2 separate regions of the Homo sapiens genome follow, and region 1 is linked to region 2. Evidence: chromatin contacts called from ENCODE Hi-C or POLR2A ChIA-PET data. All regions are on one chromosome and are shown on one strand. The core of a region is the stretch at or near the end of the contact, and the rest is flanking DNA. Distances in the headings are between cores, read along the strand shown.

What was found. A loop is a pair of places that touch in the nucleus more often than their neighbours do. ChIA-PET counts read pairs that join two places held with the same protein, here RNA polymerase II (POLR2A). Pooled maps may share reads with other maps.
Region 1: a map of natural killer cell shows a loop between it and region 2 (7-fold over the local background). The contact joins two enhancer-like sites. A Hi-C loop is called at or near these places in 10 of 168 maps with a recorded cell type or tissue (PC-3, Right ventricle myocardium inferior, breast epithelium and 6 more), 1 of 37 single-sample maps with no recorded cell type and 8 of 50 pooled maps. POLR2A ChIA-PET finds 5 or more read pairs at or near these places in 3 of 52 experiments (K562, PC-3 and T-cell).

Annotation. Positions count from the first base shown.
Region 1 is chr18:22,390,483-22,394,622 of GRCh38, reverse strand. No RefSeq gene overlaps it. Among named protein-coding and RNA genes, the nearest start is that of CTAGE1, 25 kb to the left of the region's middle. Within about 2 kb of position 2,887, at least 8 of the 41 ENCODE cell types and tissues checked have a DNase peak (open chromatin) inside an H3K27ac peak, as active enhancers do; they include natural killer cell, where a contact is called at or near this core.
Region 2 is chr18:22,344,485-22,348,948 of GRCh38, reverse strand. LOC105372019 (a long non-coding RNA gene) reads left to right here. Exons shown (of 2, transcript XR_935282.4): 2 at 1-1,103. Among named protein-coding and RNA genes, the nearest start is that of CTAGE1, 71 kb to the left of the region's middle. Within about 2 kb of position 3,153, at least 6 of the 41 ENCODE cell types and tissues checked have a DNase peak (open chromatin) inside an H3K27ac peak, as active enhancers do; they include natural killer cell, where a contact is called at or near this core.

The DNA of each region.
Region 1 (4,140 bases), core at 1,638-4,137, 46 kb before region 2:
AGCTACTTTATATACATAGCTCCAGTTTCAAGTGACCCCACAGAAGAGTCGAGTGTCTGCCCACTAGCTTAGTAGGCAACTCACACTTTGCTCTTACAGCACCTAGGAGGTGCAATCTACGAGATCTGCCAAGTCACCTGCAAACTTCCTAGTAGCCTGGAATCGTGAGATGTCCCTCATTTTGATTAGTGAATATTGCCACAAATTGGCATTGTAGCTGTTAGGTTGAACTTTTACGTTGGTTCTCAAAGGCCAGTGTTTTAAAAATTACGTAGAAGTGTTTTGTCCCTGAAAGATAATTAGGGATTCTTTACTCTCAGGTTAGTGTAAAAATGGGTAAAATGTCACATGTGTAATGTTTCTCTCCCCTATTTTCATATACCCATGGTGCCTACTGCTGCTAACCTGCTAGTAAATTCCCACAGATAACAAGTGAGCAATGACCCAGTAAACAAATACTAATAGAAATTCATAAAAAGTCAGTCGTATTTGGTTGATGTGTGTGTGCATGTCCATATTAATAATTTCATAATATGGTCATATTTCTTGCAATAACTTTTTCTGTTTATGCCTTGGAATTGAATATATTGGAACTCTGGTGTTCTGGGATGATTGTAGTGTTCTCTGAAAAGAGTATCATTGTTTCCAGAAGACCCTTTGCTTACTCTGAGAACCAGTCTAAGAGACAACCTACCTTGACTTGAAATGGAATGATAAATATATCATTCAAACTTGACTTTTAAGCTTCTTGTTATAGAAGTGTTTACCATGCCAAAACATTTTGCCACATAAATTATGCCCTCATATCAGTTAATGGAGAAACAGCTGGCAGAGTAAACATGGGGAACACCAGCCAATGCAGACAACATTTGTTACTTAACAACAAAAAAATTATAAGCAAAAACATAACCTATACTTAAAACCTAATTGGAGACCGGGTGTGGTGGCTCACACCTGTACCCAGCACTTTGGGAGGCTAAGGTGGGTGGATCACGTGAACCCAGGGGTTTGAGACTAGGCTGGGCAACACAGAAAGACCCTGTCTCTACTAAAAATACAAAAACTAACCAGGCGTGGTGGCACATGCCTGTAGTCCCAGGTACTTGAGAGGCTGAAGCATGAGAATTGCTTGAACTGGGGAGGCAGAGGTTGCAGTGAGCCAGGATCACACCACTGCACTCCAGCCTGGGTAACAGAGTGAGACTGTCTCAAAAAAAAAACAAAAAAAAAAAAACCTAATTGGAGATTGCACTTACGTAGTTGTACCAGACACTATGTAAGTGTCATGCCTCCCCTATGATCTTTGAAATAGAAATATACTCTATACAGTCCCTCAGAAGGTCTTAGGATTGTGTCCAGTTTGCCCACAGAGATATATTTTTATTGCCTTTTTTCTCTCTTCCCTGGTTCACTTCCTCACTGCATTTCCCGGGATCACCTTCCAAACAAACACTCTGCACACAAATCCTTGTCTCAGACTCTGCTTTCGAGAAATTCAAAGCAAGTTATTAGTATACCTAAAAAATATCTCACTGATCCCTGGAGTAGTCCAAGGGAAAATAATAATAGTGAATATGTCCTTATTAAAATAATAATGGCCATCATTATTGAGTGCTTACTATGTGCCAGCCATTGTACTAACACCTCTACTTAGAGTATCTCAGTTGATCCTCATAGTAATCATGTGAATTAGGTGATATTATTTCCACTTTACACACAATAAAACTAAAGCATGGGGAGGTTTGGTCATTTGCTCAAGGTGACAAGTAAATGCCAGGGCTGGGGTTCAAACCCAAATCCTTTGTGCTTTTTTTTTTTTTCACTAGCTCATGCAAGTGTGGTTTTGTCATTTATACCACAATTATGATAATAATATTTTTTAAATGATCAACCCACAAGAAACACCTTTGTAGTAAGTATAGACATAGGAAGAGAAAGAACCCCCTTGTTCTCAACATGTGTCTTTTCAATCTCAGAGAAAATAAATGTAAAGCAGTTATGCAATATTTTTTTTTTGAGACAAGGTCTTGCTCTGTCACTTAAGCTGGAGTGCAGTGGCATGATCATGGTTCACTGCAGCCTCAACTTCCTAGGTTCAAGTGATCCTCCCTCCTCAGCCTCTCGAGTAGCTGGGACTATAGGCACATGCCACCACTCTCAGCTATTTTTTTGTATGTTTAGTAGAGACAGAGTTTTGCCATATTGCCGAGGCTAGTCTCAATTACGTGATTTTTTAAAAATCAAAATTAATCTGGTACAGGTTTTGTTTTTAATCCAAGCCATCTCCATTCTTTACTTTGGAATCATAAAGATTAATCATTAAAGCATTTGCTTTCTTAAGTTTCCAAGTTCTCAAGAACAGGTCTGGAATCCAAGACATTTCTGCGTTGGCTCAGCCTCTGGGCTCATTGGCTCCCTTGCAGTTTTGCCACTGGTCACACTGGTGCTTGTACCCAGCATCCCTAGGACTGAAGTGGAGAAATCAAGAGGGACAAGCTCTGGTCCCCACCCAGCCATGGGAGCAGGAACACACAACCTGCTGGTGCTCCAGCTGCCTTGTTTCCTCCTTCATAAAAAGGGAGTTTTATGAGCTCTAACCATGCTAAACTTCTCTAGAGGTCCCTAAAGGGTTTTCCTTTTCCTTATTGCACAAGTAAGATAGGAACAAATTTTTGTTTGAAGCAATACACAAGTATACAGAATAAAGTATGACGAGTCCCCAGGCCATCAACCCACCACCTTTCCCACTTCCTTCAGCAGAGGTTTCTACTGTTGCTAGGGTGATGTGTATCATTCTAGTATTTTCCCATGCAAGGTGTCATGAATGTTTTTGTGGCATGATGACACAGAGCCCTCGGGATTGGCCGGGTTCCAGAGTATGACCAACATGCATATCTTCTCCACATTCAGGGGAAATGGAGCCTGTAGCAAAAGAGAAAGTGAATTACTAATTGGATTTATGGCCATTACTCCCAGAGCAGCCCTCTGCCCTCAGTCATCTCGATAGCAGTTCAGATATAATCTCTCTCTGCAAAAGATCCAGAAGACTCTGTAAGGAGAAAGCTGGTACATCTCCTGTTCACCCAATAAAAAGTCAGATTGTTATTAAACTGTCCTTGAAGCTACTGTGATTTACATTCATGTTAATGGTTCTCTTTGTAGAGCAGTCCCTTTAATGGGGGATGCCCTCCGGTTCCTGTTAGTTGCATTTAAAATAAATATTACACCATCTCCAGCTGTCCAGCTCTCCTTGCATGCTTTGATTTGCCACTGAAAGTATAGAGACCAGATATTTTCCCCTGAGAAATGCTCACACATTCAAGGATCCCAACACATTATTGATGTAGTAAAGAGATAGAGGTAACCCACTTGTCCATCACTGGGAGAATGTGGATGGATATTATGGAATAGGATACAACAATCAGAAGCAATGAACTAGATGGATATAAATAAATGTATGGAGAACTTAAAAGCACTGAGTAAAAAGCAAGAAATAGAATGAAGTGCATAGAACAATGCTATGTATATAATTCACATATGTATACATATGCAAATGTACTCATGCCTATGTAAAATAATGTTATGTACATTTTTCAAGGACATATGTATACCCAAGGACATATACCAAACAGAATAGTGTTATATCTCTGGGGCAGAAAGAAATGAGGATGAAAGAAGAAAGAGAAAAATTATCAACGAACACCGAAGCAGCTCTTACAAGGAATGATGAACTGAAGATGATGCTATGAAAACTTAATGCTTTGTTCCTGAGAGGCAGTGAATAAATACCAAATGAATAAAAGCACAAAGTCACCTTTTACTTTTCTTTCCCTTCAACTTAAATTTCATTACCAATAAGCATTTATAGACCGCTTTCTATCCATGTGACATGATCCCACCTTGAACAAGTCGCTTTACCTCGCTGAGCCTCAGTTCCTTTAATGGTAAAAATAACAAAGGAAAGGAAACATGAACGACATTATTCCCACATCACAATGTTGTAAGTATAATTTCTAAGACTGAAGCAAGGCAACATCTGAGGCCTGGTACACAATGGGCACTGGGCAAGCACACCATTTTATTTTTAAAGTTCTGGGGTACATGTGCAGAATGTGCAGGTTTGTTACATAGGTAAACGTG
Region 2 (4,464 bases), core at 1,904-4,403:
GCAGCCGGGAGCCCAGGAATGCACCCGAAAGGCGGGGAGTCAAGGTCCCCCACCGCTTCTCCAGCGCCAGGAGGCCGCAATTTGTAAGGCGAAATTAAAAATGCACCACGTGTCGGCCCGGAGGCTAACGATGTTTATACAGACATACCACACCGAGGGAACCGGCCCATCATTCCGCACTGGGCGCGGAGAAGAGGGGGTGAGGGCGCGGCCGGCCCGCCCCTCCCCCGCCGCCTTCCTGCGCCGCAACCTGGACTTGACCCCCGCGAGCCTGGCTCGGCGCGTCCGGGGCCGCCCAGCCGGAGCCGGGCGCTGAGACCGGCGGCCCGGGCCGGCGTCGCTGCGCGCCTGAAGACCCGGGCGGCCAGACGCGCCCACCACCCCGCCGCGCGCGCAGACCGACCCCGCAGCGCGGCCGGACCCTGGCGCTCCCGGCGGGGAAACGTTTCCAATGCCTGGAGCTTTTGTTTGATAGCGAGGGAGGTGGGTACGGCGCTTGGTGGGGGTGAGGGGAGCAGAAAGAGAGAGAGTTTGGTCCCCAAGTATTGAGCTGTGAGAGAGCAGGGGCAACTCCAGGGCCAGCATTCAGAGCGGAGAATTAGAGCTGCGCACGCCCCAGGTCGGATGCGACAACGAGGTCCCCGGGCCTCAGCAGCTAGGTGACACTGGGCAAGTCTCAGCAGCTCTGGGGGCCTCAACGTCTCAACTGTAAACTCTGGGCACGCGGCTAGCGCCACGTCCTCTCCAGCCCTAACATTCTGTGATTCTAAACTTGTCTGATTTGTCTCATATGTTGCAAGGCTCGTAGCAAAAAGAAAAAAATACTCCATAACTATTTAACAGGAATTAGCTGAAGCACAGCTCTAGAGAGAGAGACACACACACACGTTTCAAATAACCCGAACACTAGAACCTAGTGAATTTTATACCTTTACTAAACTTTAGCGATTATTTGTTTCTTTCGTAACAAAGGTTATTGATTAGATTTAGTGCTGAAAAAAACCAACAACGTGCGCTTCGGTCATTTGTCTTATGGAGGAAACATAAATCTATAAATCTTCCTCCTGTCTCTAAGAAATAAAACTCTCTTCATTTCCAAAGTATGCAGATCTTCCAAAGGCGTATTCTTTCTTCTTTCTAAATCTTTGCTCTTAGACTCCTAAAACCAGTGGCTTTCTTTTCTTAAAATTTATGTGATCTTTAAATAAAGAGAGATAGAAAAAAGCCCCATTCTGCAGTTGCAGTCTGAAAAAAGCTATGTCCAGGAAGAGATATTTAGATTTTATTTTGAGAGAGTTTTTAATCTGAAACAAAATGATTTCTCATCTCCTAAAAATGTACGCAAAATAATTTATAAAATGTTACACAAATTTACAGTATGATTCTTCAAGTATCTCTGGAAAGAGGAACATACAATCTTCTAATTACCCCAAGGAATGTACCACATGTGGGTGGGTGATTCAGAGGCTGGCTAATCTCGCTTCCCCGCATCCCCCAAAACAGTAAAAACAAGGTTTAGATTTCTGACATCTGTCGTTTTAAAAATAATGAATGGAAAGGTGATTGATTTGAACTCTTAATTATTACCAAAACAAGGTAACAAGGTGTTCTCTGATTATGTAATGTTCCAAGTGCAAAAGCTCATTTCAGTGAACAGCCTCCTACGTGATCTTCTGCCTAGCTCAGGGTCACCTCCTCCACCTCACTCCTGCCCTCCAGAATTGCTCCCTCTCTAATCAGCGCAGTCCCATTCTGGCCTCGGACAGGCAGGAGTCAAGGGAGACGCGGAAGCACGCAGGCTCCTCCCCCAGCTTCCCAGGGACAATCCTTGCAGCAGGAGGGTTTGTTGTGCTGACCTTGTGAGCGAGTGACCCATAGAGAAGGACACTGTGTGCGGTCACTGAAGTTTTCTGACCTCATTTGTCCACGTCGGTATCAATAAGTCGGCCAGGGGGAGGGGAGAGAGGAAGTGGAAAAGGACGATTATCAGGACATACAGGACAAGGGACTGTGTGCAGCTGCTCTGCTGACAAGGAATAGTTGGAGCTGTGTTTCCTTGAAGGAATTGTTTTAAATTGAAGGTTGGCCTGGTGTTCACAGCACTCCCACCAGCCTTTCTGCTCATTTCCCCACCATGATCTCAGCCTCCTATCTCCTCGGAAAGTTCCTATGCCAGGGCAGTGTGTTATGCCCAGGACACAGACTCCAGGGCCAGATGACTTGGGTTTGAATCCAGTTTCATCACCTGCAAAATGGAAATGATAGTAGTTCCAGCTTGTAAGAGTGTGTGAGGTTGAACTAAGTTATCACATCCTTAGAAGTGTGCCTAGCACTGCATAAAGCCTTCTAGATACTTCCTTCCATGGTTTTGTTCAGGTTTCCTCTCTCAGCTGGAGGGGTGCCAGCTTTACTCACTCACTGCTGCTTCAAGCTGCTCTGAGCAAGGATCAAACCTTGGCTTCTCCAGGAAGAAAAGATGTGTTATCAGATTTGCCTTTGAAAAGATCTCATGGGGAATCTAAGGTGTAGAAGACTCCCAAACGATCCTTCCTGGGAAGGCTACCACTTATTGAACCCAACTCAATAAATGCCAATTTGTACACTATTCCATTTAAACTTTACAACAGCCCCAAAAGAAGTATTTTTATTCCATTTTATAAGGGAGAAACAAGGACAAAAAGAGGTTAATGGCATTCCCCTGATTGCACAAGTAGGATCAGAGCACAACAATAATAAATAACATTAACTAAATAGCTGACCCGTGCAAGGTATTGAACACCTTGCTATGTCTTCATTCATTTAACGCTCACAGCCACCCTGGGAGCCAAATACTATTATTCTCCCTACTTTGCAGCTGAGGAACTGAGGCAGAGAGGCCTTATCAGCAAACCCCACAAGTAGAAAGTGGTAGAACTGCATTTGAGTGCAGGCCTGCTGGCTCCCAGCCTATAGATCCAACCCCAGTACATGCTCCCTGTGCTCCTCTGCCCACCAGTGACCGGAAAGCCCCAGCCACGCTGACCTCATTGCCCCTGGCTGTAGTCACCATCCAGAAAGTCCTTGAGAACTGCAGATCTCAGTTCTGTGAGAAACAAAAACTACCATATGTCATTGCCTTGTGCCTATTTGAATTTTTGAGACAGAGTGAATGTTGTTCTGTTTTTTTGTTGTGGTTTCCAGGAATCATAATGTCATGTTTAAGTATTGAGAAAGGATGGCTTTTTCCTGTCATTTGCAAGGGATTTTCTTTTCTCCTCCTGAATATTTAGGAATAGGTGGCCCTCAAAACTTTCCATCCAGCCTGAGCTGGCTCAGATGTGTAAGTGCTGGGACCACGATGAATCTTCTACAAGGCTCCAGAAAAAGAAGTTCCTGTGAGCAGCTGGCCAAGGGAGAAGGGAGAGGCACAGCCCCTCCTAAGCAGGCAGAAATCTAGCACCCACCCCTTAAGCCACAAGCTCAGCCTCAGCTCCAGTTCCTCACTAGCCCTTCTGCACCTTGACCTTAAACTCTCTGAAGTGCATGTAAAACCTTGCCAACCAGAGCTTCCTGTTGTTCTTTTGCAAAGTGAGACATTCACAGGTTTTTTCCCTTTTCACCAAACAGGCTTGTGTTTAGAAGTTATTTGAAGCATAAAAAGTAAAAGTTCAACCCTTTCATCCTCCCAAAGGTATTTTTCCAGAGTTGAAATAAGCAAATATTTTGGTAACAATTTGGTAAAGTAAAATGAATTTCCTTTGGAATTGGTCAATAAGTGTGATTTTCTGTCTTTTCATTTTATTATTAATATGTTGGAAAGTTGAGAAGCCCTTGGTTTATGCATGCAGCCACTCTCTGTACCCACAGGAAACACTACTGCGTGAGATGACAATAACCCCTGTTAGAGGCTGTCCTGTCAACAGTGAGTGACACTGTCAACCACTAGATAAAGAGATCAGGATCTGACCCCAGAGCTTAACCTAATTCAGTTCACATATAATGAGATTCGTTGGTGCTAGTTCAGCTGCAGATAGGTGAGATGAAATAATAATAATAATAGTTAACACGGACATGTGCCGGGTTACCTTACATATATTAACTCATCCTCAAGCAACCCTAAGAAGTATTATTATTATCCTTATGTTACAGATGAAGCACTGAGAAGTTAAGTAACATGCCCAAAGTGACACAGCTGCTAAGTGATGGAGCTGAGATGTAAACTCAGGCATTCTATATCCATAGTCCATATTCTTAACCACCACAGAATGCTGTTTCCCGTGGTATTTTGAGTTTTGGTAGGTGATTAATATCTCAGTAGGAGTGAAACAGAAAACACAGGCAGTGCAAAGGAGTCTCAAGAGAAAAGTTTCTGATGCCAGGCTGCCTGGTCCAGTCCTGACTCTGTGCTTGTTAAATGTGCAGCCTGTCTTGGTTTCTTTATCTTTCTGTGTGTCACCCACTGTCAAATGGAAAAGCTAAAGGAAC